Linked DNA regions of Mus musculus: region 2 is linked to region 1. The links are chromatin loops, found by intact Hi-C in ENCODE. Cell type or tissue: heart. All regions are shown on one strand. Links, peaks and the distances in the headings refer to the core of each region. The heading gives the core; the rest is flanking DNA. Region 1 holds the start of Glyctk (glycerate kinase). Region 2 overlaps Twf2 (twinfilin actin binding protein 2).

The links. Hi-C counts contacts between places; a loop is a spot of excess contacts. Peaks named below come from ENCODE experiments on the same cell type or tissue, not always from the same donor. Only the 100,000 strongest peaks of a DNase experiment are listed, where the experiment ranks them.
Region 2: a loop joins it to region 1, with 3 times the contacts of the local background. A loop is called at or near these places in 9 of 42 quality-filtered maps.

The regions. Positions count from the first base shown.
Region 1 is chr9:106,150,718-106,161,591 of GRCm38, reverse strand. It overlaps Glyctk (glycerate kinase), which reads left to right and starts at 3,454. Exons shown (of 4, transcript NM_174846.4): 1 at 3,454-4,103; 2 at 4,296-4,447; 3 at 5,008-5,183; 4 at 5,485-8,732. The coding sequence starts at 3,727. The coding sequence ends at 6,351. D030055H07Rik (a long non-coding RNA gene) reads right to left here. Exons shown (of 7, transcript XR_003948237.1): 2 at 10,242-10,307; 3 at 8,839-9,436; 4 at 8,563-8,698; 5 at 5,075-5,299; 6 at 4,358-4,599; 7 at 893-1,811. Mir135a-1 (microRNA 135a-1) reads right to left here and starts at 7,468; the gene lies at 7,379-7,468. In heart, for the core only: CTCF peaks have their summits at 4,897 (motif pointing right) and 9,113 (motif pointing left); DNase peaks (open chromatin) are centred at 1,661, 4,471 and 5,061; H3K4me3 peaks cover 491 bases; H3K27ac peaks cover 548 bases; H3K27me3 peaks cover 2,507 bases.
Region 2 is chr9:106,206,250-106,217,123 of GRCm38, reverse strand. Twf2 (twinfilin actin binding protein 2) reads right to left here. Exons shown (of 9, transcript NM_011876.3): 2 at 10,158-10,235; 3 at 5,227-5,405; 4 at 4,773-4,868; 5 at 4,288-4,392; 6 at 4,061-4,186; 7 at 2,873-3,023; 8 at 2,647-2,768; 9 at 1,737-2,296. The coding sequence ends at 2,129. Among named protein-coding and RNA genes, the nearest start is that of Twf2, 8.6 kb to the right of the region's middle. In heart, for the core only: no CTCF peak of the experiment used is centred there; DNase peaks (open chromatin) are centred at 4,313, 5,073, 6,923 and 8,703; H3K4me3 peaks cover 1,161 bases; H3K27ac peaks cover 832 bases.

The DNA of each region.
Region 1 (10,874 bases), core at 1,537-9,536:
TCACAACCACTGAAACATCTCTCCAGCTCTCTGTATCCATTTTTAAAAAATACTCCACTGCTATCCCTAATCTAGTCACAAGATGCATCTGATAGCAAGACAATGAAACCTACTGCATGGTATTGAGTTGATCTAATTCTTTTTTTTTTTAAGTTGACTTCTACATCTTTTATGTCTGTTTTTTTTTTTTAAGATTTATTTATTTTTTATATGAGTACACTGTAGCTGTCTTCAGACACACCAGAAGAGGGCATCAGATCCCATTACAGATGGTTGTGAGCCACCATGTGGTTGCTGGGAATTGAACTCAAGTCCTCTGGAAGAGCAGACAGTGCTTTTAACCGCTGAGCCATCTCTCCAGCCCCTGAGTTGATCTAATTCTTATGTATTTCTATTGCCCTCCGTACAAACAGAAACTGCAATTTTCTTTTCCCCTTCTTCTTTCTTTTTACCTTTCTTTCTTTTCTTTCTTTCTTTCTTTCTTTCTTTCTTTCTTTCTTTCTTTCTTTCTTTCTTTCTTTCTTTCTTTTTTTCTTTCTTTCTTTCTTTCTTTCTTTTTTAAAGGATTTTGAAACAGGACTCCACTGGGCTGCTAAGACTGACAGGGAACAGCAATGTCTTCAGTTGCAAAATGGAAGGGATTTCACAAAAGGAAAAGAGGTAATGTGGAGTGGAGGAAGTGGCACATAATAAGGAAATTTAGACAGCGTGTGGGGTGGGGTGTAGTGGGGTCCTGATTGAGCTTCTCAATTACACAGCAGTACACACCTGCGACTTTAGTACTCAGGAGCCTGAGGCAGTAGGATCATAAACTTGAAGTCAGCCTAGGCTACAAAGTGTGTCTGTGTATGTGGTAGGAGTCGAGGTTAAAAAAACAAAACAAAACAAAACAACCTTTTAAAGGAAACACGTTTGAAACAATCCTTTCCATCAGTAAAGGATTTTGGAGCCCAGCCAATAGTTGATTTTTGAATGTGGGAAAAAGGCAGGACTGGATCATAGTGGACACAATGTGAGAGCAAGGGTAGGGAGGAAGAAAAGACTTAGGGGTCATTTTGTTTACAGTCATTTTGCTCGTGTGTTCAAAAATCACCCAACAGAAATCTTTTGCTGAGTTAGCTGTATGTGGTGGCTTACGGAGAAAAGAGGTAAGCATCAATGAATTGTCATGGATGTCTTTAAATCGCTTTCTAGAGGGGTGTGTTGTAGCGCTCGCTGATGTTCAGCCCTGTTCGGAACCGAACAAGAATTCAGGGTGTATTTAACGGTGGACTAGATCTAACAGGATGAACAGGGAAGGCTCATTACAAATCACACAGAACACAGAAACCAGAGCCCCCCACTCGCCTCTTTTCAGGTTTTCTCTGAGTGTCAGTGAGGCCGGAAAGTTCTAAACCAGGTTCTCGGTCTCTAGGGAGATCTCAGACCAGCCACTTCCGGGTTAATCCCCACCCACAGAGTACTTCCGGTCTCCAGCGCCAGAAGCTGCGGGAAGGTGAGTTTGCGTCTCAAGCAAATAAATGGTACTTGGAAGTCGTTCCTGGCCCGGACAGAGACCGATCCAGGCGACAGCAACCCCTTAATCTTGCGACATCTTGCACTACACGGCAACATTTCCCTCGAGAAGATCACAGGCTCAGGCTCAGGAGACGTCACTTCCGGTCACCTGGCGGTTGGCCAATTCCGGACTTGATGTCAGCTCCGCTTTGGTTCCGGGAGGAGTCGAGCCTGGTCTTCGCCTATCCTCACTTACCAAGGCGGGTGCACTGGAGCTGGGAAGGTGTAGTGTCTTAGAGTTGGGAATTTGGCTCCTGAAAATGCAAGTCGTCCAATTAACTTTAGACTTACCACAACGTAATTTTTAGTTAGAAATAATCCAAAATATACTGGTCATAGTTATAATAAAAAATTACTTATCCAAAATTCAAATTTCACCAAACACCCAGTACTTAATTTGGCAATTTTGGACTTGAACTTTTTTTTTCCCTTGAATTCTAATAGGGACCTTCTAGGCTTTTGCCCTTCTGGGAAAGAGATACAAAATTCACCTAGGACTGAGCTTTATGTTTTGGATGCTAAGATGTGTTTAGTACCAAGCCCGGGGAATCCCATACATGAAAACTGAACATGTTTGCAGGCGTCCCGCGGCAGTGCCCTGTGTATTCCTTTTTACAAACAGTAGTTTCTGGGAAAGCTAGCTGGGAACTACAAGGCTAAATGGCGGAGGTTTGGCAGGCGCTACGTTGTTTAGGAGTGGGATAAACTGTTACCTGGAGTTTTCTCTGTCAGCTTGTACAGAGAATCAGAAAGCCCTAGGTGTCAGGAAAATACGAGCGTCAGTCTCCCAAGCACTATGGAGAACTGGATGACTTTATGCATGCTAGGGAAGGTCTCTCCCACAGGACTACACTTTCAAGTTCCCTTGAAAAGTGAGAGTTAGGCTTCATTGTGTCCCACATCTTGCAAATGAGCTCAGTGTGAGAAAAGATATACTAATACACGCTTTAAAAAAAGCTAGAACCCCATCCCTAGACTCCGCCCTCTTCCACCCATGCTTACGGATACAGTTGTCTTTCTACCTTTTTAGGGGCTTGAATGTAGCTCAGTGGTAGAGCGCATGCTCGCTCGTTACATGGACAGCCCGGGCACAGTCTTCAGTACCCTCCTGTCCCTAAACTTAGATATCTTTTTGCAGCTGAGTCTTTTATTGTTCCTGTATAGTTACGCTGTAGCTTCCCGACCTTTACCCCAAGACCTTTCTGTCCTTCACTCTGCCCAGTGGAGAAAATGATTGTTTGGGCTTCATTACTGGAACCCGGCCTTTGCCTGCTCTAGCACTGGGCTGTTTTTGTTGTGAAGGGTGTAACTCAGGACTTGTTTTTTGCTATCATGGAGCCAGAAAGGGATGTTCCTGGCAAGGCTGATCATGACCAGCTGTATGGGGACAAGGGTGTCTGGTCTTGTCCTATAGATTGAGCCCCATAGCACATGTCCTTTTGCTTATAACCTGGGGACTTGCTGAAGGTCTGACCTTGAGTGAGATTTGTGGTTACTCTTGATTCGTGCCTGGACCACTTGCTGAACTAGCCTGAGTCCTGAGCTTCCTTAGGCTGTGTGCACTGGTAAATCTGCAGCCTTTCCACATGGACCCAGCTTTGCCAGACTGGTTGTATGAGCTAACAGAGCAGGCTAGAGGTCAATGGACTCCGGGTCAGTTGGCTAGACAACCAATAGCCTTTTTTTTTTTTTTTCTTGGCAGTAGAAGTGGTAAAGGAACGTCTAAGGCATAAATGCCAGAAAGGGGGCACTGCCGTGGTGTGAGGGCTTTGGAAGTACAGGATGTGGAAGAAGAATGGCCCAGGGGCCTGCTGGTAGGAACGGCGTCCTTCATGAATGATTAACTTCTAGGCAAAGGAGGTGACCTAGGAGGAAGGTCCACTTAACAGGAACTTTGGACTTGGAGCAGAGTGTCCAGAAGACTGGTGTGTGGTCTACAGAAGAGGACGTGGCTGGGCATCAGGGCTGGGCTTTCAGGGCTGGTGTAAGATCAGGTTTGCTGCAGGCTTCATGACTTCTCCAGGTTTCATTTCAGGTTATGGAGTCCGCCAGTCCTGAGCCCTCGGAGGGGTGGCCATGATGGATGGTGGGGTTCTGTCCGTGGCCTCACTCCTTCTCCTCCCTCTCTAGGCAGCTATGGACACGAGGCTGTGCTGAGAGAAGCGGGGCATGGCTGCGGCCCTACAGGTCTTGCCCTGTCTCCTCCGAGCCCCATCCCGTCCACTCCTCTGGGGGCCCCCAGTGGCCCGGATGACCAGTGGTATGGCTTTGGCAGAACAGGCACGGCAGCTGTTTGATAGTGCAGTGGGTGCTGTGCAGCCAGGCCCCATGCTGCAGAGGACACTGTCCCTGGATCCTAGTGGCAGACAGCTGAAGGTGCGGGACCGGACTTTCCAGCTGCGGGAAAACCTCTACCTAGTGGGCTTCGGCAAGGCCGTACTGGGCATGGCAGCTGCTGCCGAGGAGCTGCTGGCTCAGCATCTTGTGCAGGGTGTGATCAGCGTACCCAAGGGGATCCGAGCCGCTATGGAACATGCTGGAAAGAAGTAAGAGTCTATGGGCGCAGGGGGACGCCCTCTACTGTCCTTTGGAAGAACACCTCCCTTCCTCTTTGATCTCCCTATCTCCTGGGTCTGGCCTGGTTTCTAAATGGGTTATCAGTGGGCCGCTTTCACCTGTACAGCTGAGAAGTCAGGTCGGAGGAGAGGAGCCCACCCCCATCCCTTCTCCCTTCTCAGAGAGATGCTGCTGAAGCCACACAGCCGCATCCAGGTGTTCGAGGGCGCCGAGGACAACTTACCGGATCGGGATGCACTCCGGGCCGCGCTGACCATCCAGCAGCTGGCAGAGGGGCTCACTGCAGATGACCTGCTGCTGGTGCTCATCTCAGGTGTGGGACCAGCCGACAGGGGTGCCCCGAGTACCATATGGTCACAGGGTGAAGTCAGGACCATGGCAGACAGTGAGGAACCTGGAGGGTACCTAGTGAGTGGTGTCAGGTTGGTCACCTCTCCTCAGCTGGAAGTTCACCCTGTTGAACATCTGTAATGGTGAAGGCACAGCTGGGTACTAACACTGACACACATCAGAACCTTTGGAAGACATTGCTGTCTGCAGCGGTGTCATTCGTGCTCCTGAAGCTGAGTTTCCAGACCCCATGGATCTCTCTTCTTGCTTATTTGCTGTTTTTTCTTGCTCTTTCTTAGTTAAATTTAAAAACAAAAATTTTTGGGGGGTATTGGGGATAGAGTTCAGGGCTTCACACAGGCTAGGCAAGCACTTTGCTAGCAAGCTTCTCCTGGGATCTGGTATACCCCTACTAGGGGACAACTTCACTCTGTGTCCACAAGGGGGCACTGTAACCCCACCTTCTTAGAGGACCTTCCTTATGGCTTGCCTGGTTCTCTGGGTCGGGCTGTCTCCTCTCCCTGACACTCTCACTGACTTTAGGTGGGGGCTCAGCCCTGCTGCCTGCTCCTATCCCACCTGTCACACTGGAGGAGAAACAGATGCTCACCAAGCTGCTGGCAGCCCGAGGAGCCACGATCCAGGAGCTGAACACCATCCGCAAGGCCCTGTCGCAGCTGAAGGGTGGAGGGCTGGCTCAGGCTGCCTATCCTGCTCAGGTGCACTAATCACTTCTTCAGTAGGCCCTGGGTTCCCAACACGTGACAGGGAGATGAGAGCTTAAGCCAACATATGAGTTGGCAGGGGCCTGGCCTGGAAAGTCCTGGGAGGAAGCCTAGAGAGAGTAAGAGGGAGGCTTTCTGGTTAGGTGTTCTGCCAGCCCACCTGAAAGTGGCAAGATGTGGGTAGATGTGGGCAAGGAAGCATACCAGATGCTGTATACCCAGGCCCAGTTTGTCCTTAAGGGCCCCGGAACACGGAGGAGGCAAGACTGAACCTTATTTTGTGGCCTTTGTCTAGGTGATAAGCCTCATCTTGTCAGATGTGATTGGGGACCCTTTGGAAGTGATTGCCAGTGGCCCTACGGTGGCCAGCACCCACAGTGTGCAAGACTGCCTGCATATTCTCAACCACTATGGCCTCCGTGCTGCTCTTCCCCGCTCTGTGAAGACTGTGCTCTCCCGAGCTGACTCTGACCCCCATGGACCACACACCTGTGGCCACGTCCTCAATGTGATCATCGGCTCTAACTCTCTGGCGCTGGCTGAGGCTCAGAGGCAAGCCGAGGTGCTGGGCTACCATGCCATGGTGTTGAGCACAGCCATGCAGGGTGATGTAAAAAGAGTGGCTCGGTTCTACGGGCTGCTAGCCCGGGTGGCTGCAGCCCACCTCACTCCATCCTTGGCTGAGCGTCCCTTGGAGGAGGAGGCGGAACTCCATCAGCTGGCAGCTGAGCTCCAGCTCCCGGACCTGCAGCTGGAGGAGGCTCTGGAAGCGGTGGTAAAGGCTAAAGGGCCGGTCTGCCTCCTGGCTGGTGGTGAGCCCACGGTGCAGCTGCAGGGATCTGGCAAGGGCGGTCGGAACCAAGAACTGGCCTTGCACGTGGGAGTGGAGCTGGGAAGGCAGCCACTGGGACCTATTGATGTGCTATTTTTGAGTGGAGGCACTGATGGGCAGGATGGGCCTACAAAGGTGGCCGGGGCCTGGGTCATGTCTGATCTCATCAGCCAGGCTTCTGCTGAGAGCCTGGACATCGCCACCTCCCTCGCCAATAACGACTCATACACTTTCTTTTGCCGCTTCCGGGGAGGAACACATTTGCTGCACACAGGGTTGACAGGGACCAATGTTATGGATGTCCACCTCCTGATTCTTCATCCTCAGTGATGGTGTCGCTCACCGTGTGAGAGTGTAGAAGAGGCCTTCAAGGGCAGGGCCTCTTAGGAAGGTCAAGGGCCGATTCCCAGGCCCCACTGTGCCGCAGGACTTTTCCTCCGTTGCTCTGCCCGCCTCCCTCGGATCTACTCTATGCTTGTTCCCCCAACTAGATTAGAAGATGGGGGCTTCTTTCTACCCCTAGTTTCTGTCATGACAGCAGGTAGCCCTGAGGCCCAGCAGGAGCTTCTTGGCCAGTCACAGTTCTCATTTTCTCCCTGGATGCCTTCCTGCCCAGGTCCTCAGCCTGTCTCTTCCATGGAGCGAAGGTAGGGCACTGAAAATAAAGAGAATGTTGTGTGTGGGGGTCTCAGCTCATCTCCCCTCAGCACCTCTTTCCATAGCACAGATCCTCGGGGAGCTGCTGGGCAGGGACCCGTGGTGTGGCCCCAGCAGTGGTGCCAGTACCTTGAAGAGTTTCTCATACCCTTTTTGGCTGGGTGCACACTCAGGGTCTGCTGATGGCAATCTGTGACAATTGAATCTGTCTCCTAGCAGTGTCAATGTGGGTTAACAGGACAGGCTTATAGTTGCCTACTTAACCCTGACTCCCTGTGGTAGAAACCTGATCATGGTTTCTCCTCTCCTGCTGTTGCCTGACTGGGTGGAGACGATCCACTTGTCACCACGGCTCTTCCTTCTGTATTTGGACCACTCTCAGCTTTCCCCCTCACCCTCTGGCTATCAAGGGGTTTCTTCAGGCCGCAGGCATTGCACTTGTTCTCCTGTGCCCACTTTTCCCAGGCTAAACATTCCATGTTCCATTGTCGCTCCTCCGGGTACCCAGTTGGGACCCTGGTGCCAGCATTTCAGTGTGTGTCTCAGCACTAGAATGGTAGGTCAGAGCAGTGAAGGACCTCAGCAGTCCCTCACCCCATCCTGTCATAGCTGGCAGAGGTGAGTCACTTGGCTTGGCCTGCAGCCACTGGCCTGGTTTACCTCGAGCCCTCTTGTTCCACATCAGAGCCCTCTGTTGGCTTATCCTCACCGTACGCCACGGCTCCAATCCCTATATGAGCGAGCAATAGAATCACATAGGAATAAAAAGCCATAGAGAACAGTGAGGCCTGGGGCGGCCCCTGTGGGCCCTTCTTCCATCGTGAGGGTGTGAGGGGCTCTAGGTCAGAGCTGATGTGTCCTGGGAAGGGCCTCCCATCTCCACTGGGCTCTGGACAGTCTAGCTAGAAGTTGGGCCATGGCTTGCAGACCTGGCTCCTGTGTGTGTTCCTAAGACTGAGAAGGAGGTAAGCAAGGTGAGCTGGCTCTGAGGACCAGACAGGCTTAGGGAAGTGGAGTGGTTTGTACCATTTCTTTCCTTCTGTCCTTGTGCACAGGATCAGAGACTCTGGGGATTTTGTCTTTACGCTGGGGTTCTGGTATCCTCTAGGAGTGGCTCTGTCCCCGTGTTCTTGACCTTGGGAACGTATTCCCATTGGACACTGAGTTGCAGGCCAGAGCTTCAGGAGAAGAGCTTTTCAGCCGCATCCTTGGTGTCTCTGTGAGGTAAACACGTGAGCAGTGGACACTGGTGTCAGAATGCATCCACAGTGTACCCATGGGTGCTTTTCAGAGTAGGTTTGCTCGTGGGGACCACTGTCACCATTGCCTGCTGAGGGCTTCACATATAGGTAGAGTCTTTTTGTTGGAGGCTCCCCGTGTCTGCCTTGGTCACTTTCCTGTACCTATGCTCTCAGAGTCTGGGGGCCAGGGTCTGAATTGGGCCCCATTATAGCAAACAGTTTGTGGGCATAACCTTCTATATTTGCTCACCTATTTATCTGGTCATTCTAGATGATAGAAATAAACAAATTCCTCACAGTTAGAGCTCAATAGGACTGTTTTTTTTGTTTTTTTCTCTCCATCAATATCAAGTATGGAGCCAGGCCTGGTGCACAGGCCTATAATCCCAGGTACACGAGAGGACTCTCAGAGTATTGAGAGCTCATGGCTAGCCTGAGCTACAGAGTGAAAGCCAGCCTAGGCAACTAAGAGAGATCCCATTTTAAAGACCTTTAAAAAGGGTCGGGCAGTGGTGGTGCACGCTTTTAATACCAGCACTTGGGAGGCAGAGGCAGGCGGATCTCTTGAGTGTTTGAGGCCAGCCCAATCTACAGAGTGAGTTCCAGGACATCCAGTGCTACCCAGAGAGAACCCCTGTCTCACCAAGAACAGCAGCAGCAGCAGCAGCAGCAGCAGCAGCAGCAGCAGCAGCAACAACAACAACAACAACAAGAGGTCTGGGAATGTGGTCAATGATACTATTCTAGCATGTGTGAAGCCCTGGGTTGAGTTCCCAGCACTGAAAAATAAAATAAATAAATGAATGAATGGCTATATGCACATGTGTCTTACTAATTATGGATTATTAGAGACACGGCCCTCCTTTGGCTCTCAGCTGCCGTTTCTCCCGACTCAGGTTTTTGCTGGCCAAATCCTTACTTTGTCATCATGTGCTGATACTTTCCATGGCTTGAGGATTTTGCCACAATGGTGCTCAGGCCTCCTTCACATTAAAGCCTTCTCATTCTCTGCACTTGGCATGACTGTGGGTCTGGAGAGCCTTTCACGGTCAGCTTAGGTAAACCCATTTATCCTATGGCTGGAGAATTAGAGGAGATGGTTTATCAGGGACTGTAGAGCAAGTCAGTCACAGACCAGGGATGTGAACCTGCTTTGGGCTTTTGATACACATTCTCTGCTGCCCCCTGGGGCTCAGATACCATGGGGGCCAGCCCAAGGCGAAGCCAGAGTTAGGGGATGTGCCATTGTTTTCCATGTTGCCCTCAGTGGTTTGAGGATGGTGGCATGACCAGACTTAGCCTCTCCAGGGATCTGTAAAGCAGATTTGTTGGTCTCTTTGTGGTCTGGAGGAGCAGGGTGTTGAGTGGTTTAACAGGAGACCCCACGAGTGTGAATGGTGGGCATCTACATAAATGTGTGCACACACCTGAGTATGCATGTGTAGGGGTTTGTGTCCAACCAGTCACCGTGTGGACCTCCACACTGCTCTGCTCCATTCCAAGGTGTAGATGGTTTGCTGTGTTTAGAATTTCAGGAATATTGTGGGGCATGGTGGGTAAGGACACCTTAAAGGCTGGCAGAGGCAGGATGGCAAAGGGCCCCTCCCTCCCTCCCTCTCCTTCCCTCTCCCCTCTCTCCCTCTCCCCTCCTTCCCTCTCCCCTCTCTCCCTCTCCCCTCCCTCCCTCTCCCCTCTCTCCCTCTCCCCTCCCTCCCTCTCCCCTCCTTCCCTCTCCCCTCCCTCCCTCTCCCCTCCTTCCCTCTCCCCTCCCTCCCTCTATCCCTTCCTCCCTCTCTATCTCCCTCCTCCCTTCCCTCTCATTCTTACCTTTGCAAGTTCCTTATGGCCTCAGCCCTGTAGCCTTTGTCTTCATTTAAGCATTGGCAACTCTGTTCTATTTTTTTTTTTTTTTTTAATTTCTGAGGCAGGGTCACTGTGTAGCCCTAGCTGGCTCTCAGTTCAAAGAGGTCCATTTGCTTCTGTCTCCCCTGGGCTGGGACTAAAGGCTCTGCCACACCCAGTTCATTGGCAACTCTTTAGATGCTCACTTTGGAATCAAGATGAAAGCCCAGGTTCAAACATCCTTGGGAATGAATGAACCCCTCTGTCCCTAGGAATGTCATCAGTGTCGTGAGGATATGAGAGGTAGTGTATCAGTTAGTGGGAACGAGGAGTCTGTGGTCGTGTAAAATCTCCCTAGAGTGGCACTAAAGTGGCCTGGAAGGCACATTAGAGTAGGAGTTGGGTCCTAGGTCCTTGTTCTGCCTTGCTACCTGTCCTTCCTTCTCCTTCTGGTGTTGACTATGCTTGTGTCCTGCTCACCTCTGGTGGGCTGGGGTTATCAGCACCAGATGAATCTCTTTGAGGAAGCTCCATGCAAATCGGAAGCTCAGGGAGAGAAGGAAAAAAAAAATTAGAGCTAATAGCCGGGGCTGGAGAGATGGCTGCTCTTCCCGAGGACCTGAGCTCAGTTCCCAGCCCCAGCACAGTGGTTCACAGCTGTCTGTAATTACAGCTGCAGGGATCCAATACTCTCTTCTGGTCTTCATGAGCACCAGGCACATACATATATGCGTGCAGGCAAACCACTTATCCACACAAAATTTTAAAAAGTGAAGTCTTTAAAAATAGATAATCTTTTACAAAGATCCCAGTTATTAGTATCTTCCAGAGATAACTGTAAAGAGATCTCAGTTTAGAGAGGCAAGATTTGAGCCAGCAGGACACTGGTGTTCATGGCCAGAAGTCAAGCAAGCTACCTGCCGCCTACATCCTTTAGACATTAGAATGGCTTTAGCTGTTTTTGTGTGTTTGTTTGCTTGTTTTAAACATAGTCTCTCATATAGCCCAGGTTGGCCTCCAACTTGAGATGTAGCCAAGGATGACTTTGAATCTCTCCATCCCCCCTTTCTCTGTCTCATGAGTACTGAGAAGACAGATGTGTGCCTTTGCCCA
Region 2 (10,874 bases), core at 1,725-9,724, 55 kb before region 1:
TTTGGGCTGAGTCTCTTGTGGATCTTTACCAGGGCCCCATCTTTTTTGTCCATAATCCTAGGGGCTTTCATAGAGGTTGAAAAGGGACTCCTGCAATGGGACAATGTCCTGAGCTAGGAAAAACGACAGTGTCCAACCAGCAGCTGAATGTTTCTCCAGCTGTGACAGGAGGTGTTTCAACCACTCTTCAGAGGCACAGACTACACCCCTGGCTACTGCTGAGTATCAAACGTGGGCCCTTTCCCAGAGGTTAAAGGACTCCTCATGATCAGGGAATCAGCTCTTCACATACACTCATGATGCTACATTTCTTGGGAATAGGAAAAGAGGCCCGGAGAGGGGCACAGGGCACTGACAACGTGGTCAAGAACACACAGGACTGGAGACCCCCAGATACACTCTCTAGAATACCCACCATCCCCCAGTGCCTCGGTGTTGTGAAACCCCAGCTAGAAGGGCCCTTACCAGGGAGGTGGGAGCCAGGGGCAGCGCACACACCTTTCATCCCAGCACCTAGGAGGCAGGAAGCAGGTGGCTCCCTATGATTTTGAGGCCAGCCTGGTTTATACAGCAAAGCTCCAGGCTAGCCGGGGCTACATAGTAAGATTCTGCTTCAAGAAACAAAACAGAAAAACAAAAACCAGCAACAAAAAAATGCAACTAAACAAAAAATGTCTTCTTAGGGACCCATCTCCCGATTCCCCCAATCCTACATTATTGTCAGGGGAAATGGGGGCAGAAAGCTTGGAGGGCAAAATATCCCTTACAAAGCAGATGCAGGGACTGTGGGTGTAGCTCAGTTGGTACACTGCTTTTTTCAAGGCTTTGGATTTGATCTCTGATACTCCATAAACCGGACACAGTGGCACACACCTATAGAGATTCAAGATTATCCTCAGCCACACAGGCAGTTTGAGGCCAGTCTGGAGTCCATGAGATTCTGTCTCAAAAATCCACCCTACAAATGAATAAAACAGAGACAAAGCCAGGTATGGAGATGCACATTGGTACATCCAGCATTGGGGAGGCTGAGACAGGAGGACTGCCTTGAGTTTGAGCTCAGCCACAGTTATGTAACAAGACCCTGTCTTGCGAGCTGGAGAGATGGCTCAGAGGTTAAGAGCACTGTCTGCTCTTCCAGAGATCCTGAGTTCAATTCCCAGCAATCACATGGTGGCTCACAACCACTGTAATGAGGTCTGGTGCCCTCTTCTGGCTTATAGGCATAAATGGAGGCAGAACACTGTATACATAGTAAATAAATAAATCTTTAAAAAAAAAAAAAGGAAACCTGTCTTGAGATAGAACACAAAAATATTAAGAAGAAAAAGTAAAGATGGAAAAATCTGACTCCAGATTGAGGCACGAGCCCAGGGAAGCCAAGACTAGTGGAATCTGGTTTAGTCCAGAGGTAAAAACTCGGCTAACTCTGCCAGGAGCCGGCTGTGTGCACCATGGCCTCAAGATCTCTAAGAATAAATCTGCAAGGTTTTCTTTTGTGTTTTTGAAACAGGGGTTTGTTTGCTATGCTGCTCAGGTTGGGCTCAAACTACCACTTTTTTAAGCCGCTGAGTTTGTGGTAACTTGTCACATCAACCACAGGAAACAGAGACACCCAGATCTTCATAACCTCATGGGTAGGGCTTCTGTCCTTACACTCAAAGCATGCCACACACCTGAGGCCAGGAGTCCATCAGACCCCCTCTGAACGGGGAAAGGCACCCAGGCTCAGTATTGATTTAAAAATATTTTATTCTTTACAAAATACAGCATTCAACCATCCCTTCCTGTGACATCTGGCCCCTGCCAACCGTCCCCACCCACTGTAGCCAAAGGCTTTTGGGCTGGGCTGCAACCACAGCACGAAATTTTCTGGAGGCTAGGTTTGTGCCAAGGTGGGGTTTCGCCAGCCACCCTGTACACACAGATGAGAGGCAGGGACAGTGACAGGGCAAGGTCACACAGTGCTGGTCCAGAGGCAGGCCCTCAGATATGGTCAGCCACCTGCCCTCCTTGTCCCACAGGAAAGCAATTCCTTAGAGCCCAGGCTGGGGAGGAAGGAAGTCCAGGGGTGGCAGAGTGGCAACCCTGTAGTCCACGTGCCCGGCCCTGTTCCCAGTCCAGACACCTAGCTGTCTTCCCCGTTCTCCCCGGGGCCCCGGATGAGGCGCTTGTGGCCCCGCTTGCCCCCGGGGCCTTTGGGCTTGGCGAACGCCTGCTTGAACGCGTGTTGCTTGGGATGTACCTCGTCATAGAGGAACTCAGCTGTCAGCTCTGCTCCATCGCCGATCTCAATCTGCATGGGTCAAGACAGAAGTCACCACTATATCCAGGGCCCAACACATACCACTCTCAGGGAAACCCCACTTCTGGAGTCACTCTTGATATCTGTCTTCTCTTAGGTAACCGCAGGATCTACAATGCAGGGTCTGTTACCCCACTGGCCTGAGTCACCTTCTCCTAGCCCCATCCCCACCAGACCTAGGAAAAGGAGGTGGTAAGGCAGTCAAGCCTTGGGCTTATGTGTGCCTTGGTTTGCCCTGGGCCTTAGGCTTTCCACCCATCCAATACTGCAGCAGTGAGTCTTGCAAGAACATAGGACTCCAGTGGAGAGTAGAGTGCTGGGACCCTGGGAACAGGCCGTACCTTCTTAGCTATCTCCAGCTGGAAGTCTTGCTCTACGGAGTCAAGGAGGCGGCTCTTGCAGCTGGAGTAGAGCATCCGCTCCTTGATGCTGCACTTGTACCCGGGCATGGAGTAGATGAACACTGGAGGGGATGACGTGGTGAGGTACCTGCAGACCTCCCCTAGCAGGCCCAAGCAGTGGCTTGTCATTGCTGCTCCCTGCCCAGTCCCTGTCATGGCTACTCACCCACAGATTCAAGGGCATCACCCTCATGAGTATGCTTGTATAGGAAGAAGTGGTAGCGGGCAGCATCTCGAGGAATCCGTGAGGGCAGCTGGGCCACATTTGTGGGTTCTGTGTGTACCAGCTCGATGGTCTCCCGTTCCAGGTCCAGCTTCTGAGGAGGAGCAGGGGAGGTATGAGGGTGCCAGTGTACCCATAAGGAAGCAGGATTGTTGGGCGGGTAAGAGTGTTTGGGGTCCCCATCTCTAGGGTCCCCTTCTCAAGGCTGGACCTCATCAGACTGCGGGGCTTATTCTAAAGAGTCCCTCCAGCCCCAACTCTGCCCCTTTTGAGGATTCTGCTAAAAAAAAGAAGCTCCCACTGAGATCCCTGTCTGAGGTGTCGTGGGGGGCCTTGACTTCAGCAAGGCACTGCCACAGGTTGACTGTCAAGAGACAAAGCCCCAGGAAAGTGTTGAGAAGGGAAAGGCATTCTGGGGCAGAAGGACTCTACCTGGGAAAGAGAAAACTCAAAAGAGCTACAGAGGAACTCTGGGATAGGACAGGGTCAGTCCTGAGGGCCAGTGTAAACCATGGTGTCTATATGTTGTAAAGATGTATAGGGCCACACGCTTAGAGGGTATCTATTGTGATTAAGACCTGGGGGCAGGCAGAGGAGAAGAGAATAGTATTATCTTTTTTTTTTTTTTCCAAGACAGGATTTCTCTGTGTTGTCCTGGCTGTCCTGGAACTCATTCTATAGACCAGGTTGGCCTCAAACTCAAAGATCCTCCTGCTTCTGCCTCTTAAAAGGCATGCCCAACCATGCATGGCTTCAATTTTTTTTTTTTAAGAAAAAATTGAAACAGGGTCTGGTATAGATTAGGTTGACCTTGAACACGCTATGTATGGATGACTTTTGAGTTTCTGACCCTCTTGCCTCTGCCCCCAGAATACAGAGATTACAGGTGTGTGCCACCACACCCGGCTTTTTGTGCTACTGCTGAGAATCAAATACAGAGTCTGGTGTATACCAGGCAAGCACTCTACCAACTGAGCTACAACATCCCAAGTCTAGGAACAATGTGGATTAGCAGAACAGCCCAGGAGACGGGGATAGGACTCTGTGCCCACTTGCAAATACGTGTAACCAGGAAACAGGAGGAGCCCACAGTGCCTAGTTCGTGTGTGCTGGGCACGGCTGTGTACCCACCAGCTGGATATAGTTGACCGTCTTCTGTTTGAGTTGCTGAAGTGCCCTCTGGGCCTCAGGCTGCAGAGGGAAGGCCAGGCCCTGCAGCGTCTGGTGTTTACTTTCCACGCTGATCTCAGTCTTCACCTGGGGGTGGGGCAGTCATGAAGAAAACCTTTATCTATCCGTAGGCGGTTGTAGCCTACCAAGTTTAGGATCTCCCAACCCACATCATCCCGGGCACGCACCTCATTGATTCGGATCTGCTGGAGTTCTCTCTCGGCAGAAGTCAGTGGGGCAGGTGCGGCACACGATGACAGGTGCTTCTGGTACCCAGCCAAGGAGAGGTCATCCTGTGGGGGAGGGGCAGAGGTGTGAGTGGATACCCTGGGCGGGCGGGCAGACAGAAGCCTGCTGTGCATCTCAGCCTGCAGCTGCTAGACTCCCCATCCTCCCATTTCTTTTATTTGAGACAGAATCTTATGTAGCTCTCAAGCTACATAAGCTGCCAACAGTGACCCTGAACTGCCAGCACTCTCGGCTGTCTCCACTTCCGGAGTACTGAGAGTCAAACCAGGGTTTTATGCATGTCAGGCAAACGCGGTATCAGCTATGTATGGTACATCCCTGTGCCCGGCCCTCCTATATCACCCTGAGCCTGGCACTGAGTTGCCGTGACCCTCACACAATGCCTCACCCTCTGGTCCCCATTCCTTATTCTGGCTTGACTAACCTTTACTGTCCCGAAGAGCTCATCCTTGATGTGGCCGCCTCCAAACTCCTTCTTCACGGTGGCGCGTGTGGCTGCATATAGCATCTTCAGCCGCACCTGAGATGGGGCAAACTGTGAGGACCTATGGGCCAAGCTGCTGCTCCAGGAGCCAACTGTGGAGCCCCGGAAGAGGGAGGCAGGGCTGACGGAAGCAGGTTATTGCACTGCGCCCAGTAGGGGGCGCAGCGAAGCTATATGAGGCAGCTTTAGCCAGCAGGGGGAGCCTCCACCCAGCTCAAACTCAGCGCGGAGTCGGGCTGACTGTACTGAGAGCCCACCGCAAGGCTCTGCAGGGTTTGGGGCAGAACCTAGCATCCCTTCCCTTGCCTCTTTAGGCCAGAATCTCTCGTCTGTTCTCCCCACTTCCCACCGGCCCCGGTGCAGGGTTGATGGGCAACGATCCCTAGAGACTCACCGGCGAATTGTCAGGTGACCAGGCCAGGAAAAGCCACTCGAAACCCTGAGCATTCTGCGAATCAAGTCGGAAGAGGAGGTAGCAGGGCTCTTGGGCGTCTAGCAGTGGCAGCACAGCCCGGTCGTAGTCCTGGTCCCAGCGTCCCACTGGCTCCTGTGAGGCACCCAGCACGAGCTGTTCTGGGGGCAGAGGCCGGGTGAGCCCACGTGGCACATCCCACATTCTCCTCTGCCCATGGACCTATGATCTCTGGATGTAGCTTTCTGAGTTACTTGGCCACTTCAACCCTCTTTCTTGCCCCAGACCCTTCAAATCCCCAAAGTTAAGAAGCAGAATTGCCGAGGGATGAATATGAATCAGTGAATTAGGCTACGTGTCCCAGCTATGGGTGGCTCCCTTTGTACACCCCCACACCTGCTAAGGCTTGTATTCATGCACACTTAAGCACTTGTGCATACACAAGCACACAAAGGAACCCAGCTGTGTGCTCACCGCCAGCAACAATGCGGTCCTCTCAAAGAACTCCTACACAGGGAGCAGCTAGCTGCAAGGTACAATCTTAACTGTACGACTTCCTGCTCTCACCTCACTCAGCGCCTGGCTCCACCAAGCCCCTCTGAGGACAAAGTGCTAAGCAAGAGGCTGCCACCCCCAGCTTCAGCCCTCTACCCCAAAGTAAAAAAGCAATAGTAGCCAACTTTTTTTTTTTCAACTTTTTTCTTTTTTTTTTTTTAATGCCAGGATTTTACTATGTGGCCTCAGTTGATGCTGAACTCCTAACCTTCCTGCAGCAGCCTCTTGAGGGCTTGAGGGTTGCCTGCGTGCACCACCACAAACAGCCTCTGCTTTTCTTTTGCTTGCTTGCTTGCTGTCTGAGACAGGATCTCATGCTGTGCAGACAGGCCTAGAACTGTGCTGGAGGAAGACCTTGAACTTTTTTTTTTTTTTGGTTTTTCGAAACAAGGTTTCTCTGTGTAGCTCTGGCTGTCCTGGAACTCACTCTGTAGACCAGGCTGGCCTCGAACTCAGAAATCTGCCTGCCTCTGCCTCCCGAGTGCTGGGATTAAAGGCGTGTGCCACCACGACCTTGAACTTCTGATCCTCAGAGCTCTACCTCCTGAATGCTGGCGTTCCTTCCATTCATGTACCACCAATTCCACTTTATGGAGTCCTAAGGAGCAAATCCAGGGCCTTGTGCACACCAGTCAAGCACTCTACCAACTGAGTTACAATCCTAGACCCTTGTGGTTATTTTTTGATACAATTTTGCTATATAGCCCAGCCTATCTTCAGACTTCCAATCCTGCCTCAGCTTTCCTGGTGCTGGAAATATAGGAGTATATCACTCGGTTGAGCTAACAACCAACATTATTATTATTATTATCATCATCATCATCTATATATATATATGACATATATAACTATGGGTACATGCATACCACAGTGTATATGCATAAGTCAATAGATAACTTTCAGGGCTCAGTCCACTGTAAGTTCCAGGGACTAAACTCAGGTTGTTTGTTAGGTTTGGGCAGCAAATACTTTTACCTAAGTCATCTTGCTGGCCAGTCTGGATCTGAGAGGCCTACCCTGTCTCTGGCCAAGTAGGTCATCCAACCCCAGTTCCAGGCTGAGACCTCATCTGGACACCATACATGTCCTTGGCCACACAGACCAACCCAGAGGAAGAACTGGGCAAAACAGTGATCCCAGGTGGACCTTGCGGGGCCAGCACTTCACCGGCCAGCACTTCACGGGGCCCTTTTGACAGGGCAAATAACCTAGCTGCCCAAGCCTCCACGTGCAAAGCTACCAGCCTCACCACCTCTGCAGGCCTTGGCTTCCTTCCCTGCCTGCCCAGAACCCAGATGGGAAACAGTGTTGAAAGCCAGCAGCTTTAGGCTGGGGAAGTTGGGGAAGAAGGCCAAATGCTGTCAGATTTTTTTTTTTTTCTTTTTTTCTTTTTTGAGACAGGGTTTCTCTGTATAGCCCTGGCTGTCCTGGAACTCACTCTGTAGACCAGGCTGGCCTCAAACTCAGAAATCCGCCTGCCTCTGCCTCCCGAGTGCTGGGATGTTGTTCATATTTGTAAAGTTTTTACTTTCTTATGTTATGAGTATTTTGCCTAGAGCTACATATGTGTATCATGTGTGTGTCTGGTACCCAGGGAGCTCAGAAGGTGGCATTGGATCCCCTAGAAATGATGTTACAGACAGTTGTGAAGCACCAGGTCAATCCTGGAACCCGAATGTGGGTCTTCTCCAAGAGCAGCAAATGCTCATAACCCCTGAGCCATCTCTCCAGCCTTTTGTTCACATTTTACAGCCAGAATGTTTGGGACAGGTGAGATAGCTCAGAGGGTAAAGATGCTTATCAGCAAGCTGGAGGATGTGAGCTCAATGCCAAAGAGCCACATGGTCAAAGCTGTTCTCTGATCCTCTCTCTCTCTCTAAGTTTAAAAATAAACCAGAATTTTATTTTATTTTTTGGTATCATGTAGCCCAGGCTGGCTCCTGACTTACTATACAGCCAAGAATGACCTTGAACCATCTGATTCTTCCACCTGTACCTCCCAAGGCTTCATTTTTATATTTGGATACAAGTTTCTATAGTCTTGGCTGGCTTCCTCCTGTCTCAACCCTCTCCAATGCTGGGATTATAGGCCTATACCATCATGCCAAGCTATAATAGGAATCTTACATAAGGAGTGTTTCTTGGGGCTGGAGAGATGGCTCAACTGAAAGCACTTGTTGATCTCCCAGAGGACCTGGGTTTGGTCCCCAGAACCTGTGTCAGGCAGCTCACAACTGCCTGTGACTCCAGTACCAATAATGTCCTCTCTCGGCCTCCGTAAGTCCTACATACACAAGCACGTACCCCCACACAGACACAGATGACACACACATAGTTTTCTGTTGTGGTGGTTGTCTAAAAGCAAATTTATAATTTAATTTCTTTAGAAAAATCAGGAGTGCCGGGCATGGTGGCACACACCTTTAATCCCAGCACTCGGGAGGCAGAGGCAAGTAGATTTCTGAGTTCGAGGCCAGCCTGGTCTACAGAGTGAGTTCCAGGACAACCAGGGCTATACAGAGAAACCCTGTCTTGAAAAACAAAACAAAAGAAAACAAAACAAAAAACGAAACAAAACAAAACAAAAATCAGGAGCTCCACCCACATTCATCTAGACCATAGGCCCCTACCCCAGGCATTCCTGGGTTCCCCAACGCTTGGAATGCAGTACTAGAGTGAGTCTACTTAGAGATCCCTTACGCTTCTGGGAACCACCTACGAGGGGTACCTTTCCTGGGAGGTTAACGGGCAGGGCTGAAATGGGAGGCCAATGAGCTCAACTGTCTCTTTAAGGGTGGGGAGTCCCAGGAGACCTCTATTTATCACCTCCCATAATGACCCCTACCCAGCCTCTGAGGACATCTGGATTTGAGGAGCCTGGACAAGGCCCAGCTTAGCTGTGGCCTGAAAGCCTGTGGTGGATTCTGAGTCTGGCAGGGCCTGCTAAGTAAACATATCACTAGGCTCATTCAGGGAGTCCAGTGCCAAAGGGCTCGTGACAGCGTGACTACTGAGAAGGCTGAAGGACCCTTGGAGGGTCTGGCCCACACCTACTCCCAGACTCTGTACCACTCCCTGCTGAGGCCGTCACTGGCAGAGGGGAGAGGGACCCCTTGTCTTCCCATCATTCAGCCTCAGACGGATCCCCTGCCTCCTTGAATAGTTCTACTTCAAGCCCTGGCTCAAGCCCCACACCCTCAGACTACCTGGTAAGAACGCAGGGGCAGCTCAAGGCCCTGTCAAGCATGGTGTCACTCTAGCCTGCTCTGAGAATGAGCAAGACATAGCTTTTTCTTCCCATTCTGGGGACATCTACTATGGGAAGGTCCATGGTATCTCAGTCCTCCTACAGCCAGCAGCCAAGCCAGGTCCAGCCAGGCCCAATCTGCTGACCACACACACACAACATATACACATACAACACACACACACTCACCTCATACCACATGCATACCCACCACGCACACACACCACATACATACACTCACCACACACACATATACCACACACATACAAAACTCACCACACACCACATATACACACTCACCACACACATACTCACCTCCCCACACACCACACACATACAACACACATACCACATACACACACTCACCACATATACCACACACATACAAAACTCACTACACACCACATATACACACTCACCATACACACATACTCACCTCCCCACACACCACACACATACAACACACACACCACATACACACACACATACACACCACACACACATACCACACACATACATCATACTCACCACACACCACATATACACATACCAAACACACATACCTCCCCACACACCACACACATACATGACACACATACCACACCATACACACACATACCACACATATACAACACACTCACCACACACCACATATACACATACTCACCACACACACTCACCTCCCCATACACCACACACATACATGACACACATACCACACCACATACACACACACTCACCACACACATAGAACACACACACCACATACACATACCACCCACCCCCCAGACACAAAACATACATATAGTAGGGCTCACTGGACCCTTACCACATATCTAGCCCGATACTCTGACAAGGCTCATCTCAAACGCCACACAGCCTCAGGCTGAGGTTAGACAGAACTGCAGGAAGGACTCTGTACAACAGGGTGCCCTCTACCCCCACTGCAGGACCCCAATGAGACCTCTCTGTGAAAGGCCTCATTACATTCTCAGATGCAGAGACTGAGGTCTGGGAGGGGCTGAAAGGAAGCTGATACCCAGCTCTCCTATCCCCAGAAGTGACTGGGTTCGGCCTCCATTCCATGCCCCAGCCCGTGGGGGACACTCACCGTCCTCAATGATGACTTTGATAAGTCGGATGGAGCCAGCCCGGGCCTTGGCAAAGAATTCCTTTAGCTCTTCAGTGGCTATAAGCACAAGAAACATAGTTGTTGTTGGTGAGCAAGCAGGCAGAGTGGGCAGGGAAGAGTTTGGGTCTGCTGGTGTCCTGTGGGGTCTGGTGGTAGCCAGGCTGGGAAGTGGGTTAAATATGGTTTCCCCATGTGACTGGAACCTGAGATGGCCACTGAACATAAGCTCCCAAATTTAGCTAGCAGGAGTGGCAGGCGGTGGCCTGCTGGCCGGGATAGCTCTGATGACAGGAAGGACAGCCCACTTGAAGATGGACCAGTTTCTAAGACAAGACAAGCTTGCCAGAATGAAGGGCACTCACTTGTCCCTGGACACTAGGATGATCTAGCAGTGACTCAACACCCACTCAGCTGGTCAATCTAAGTGGACTGAGTCTCATCTAGAGAGTCAAACAAAGACACACATACACACCCACACATACAAGCATGCACAAGTGTATACACACACACACACATGCACAGATACAATCCTGGATTGCCAACACAAATACAGGCAGCAGACATAGCTGCAAAGTATGACTACACCATGTGTACAGGCAAGATAAACAAAATATAGAGACATAAATTTGCACGTCACATGAATGTACTCGTAGTTCAAGCCCCCAGTCAGTCTGTACCAAAACAGGGGCTACCAGC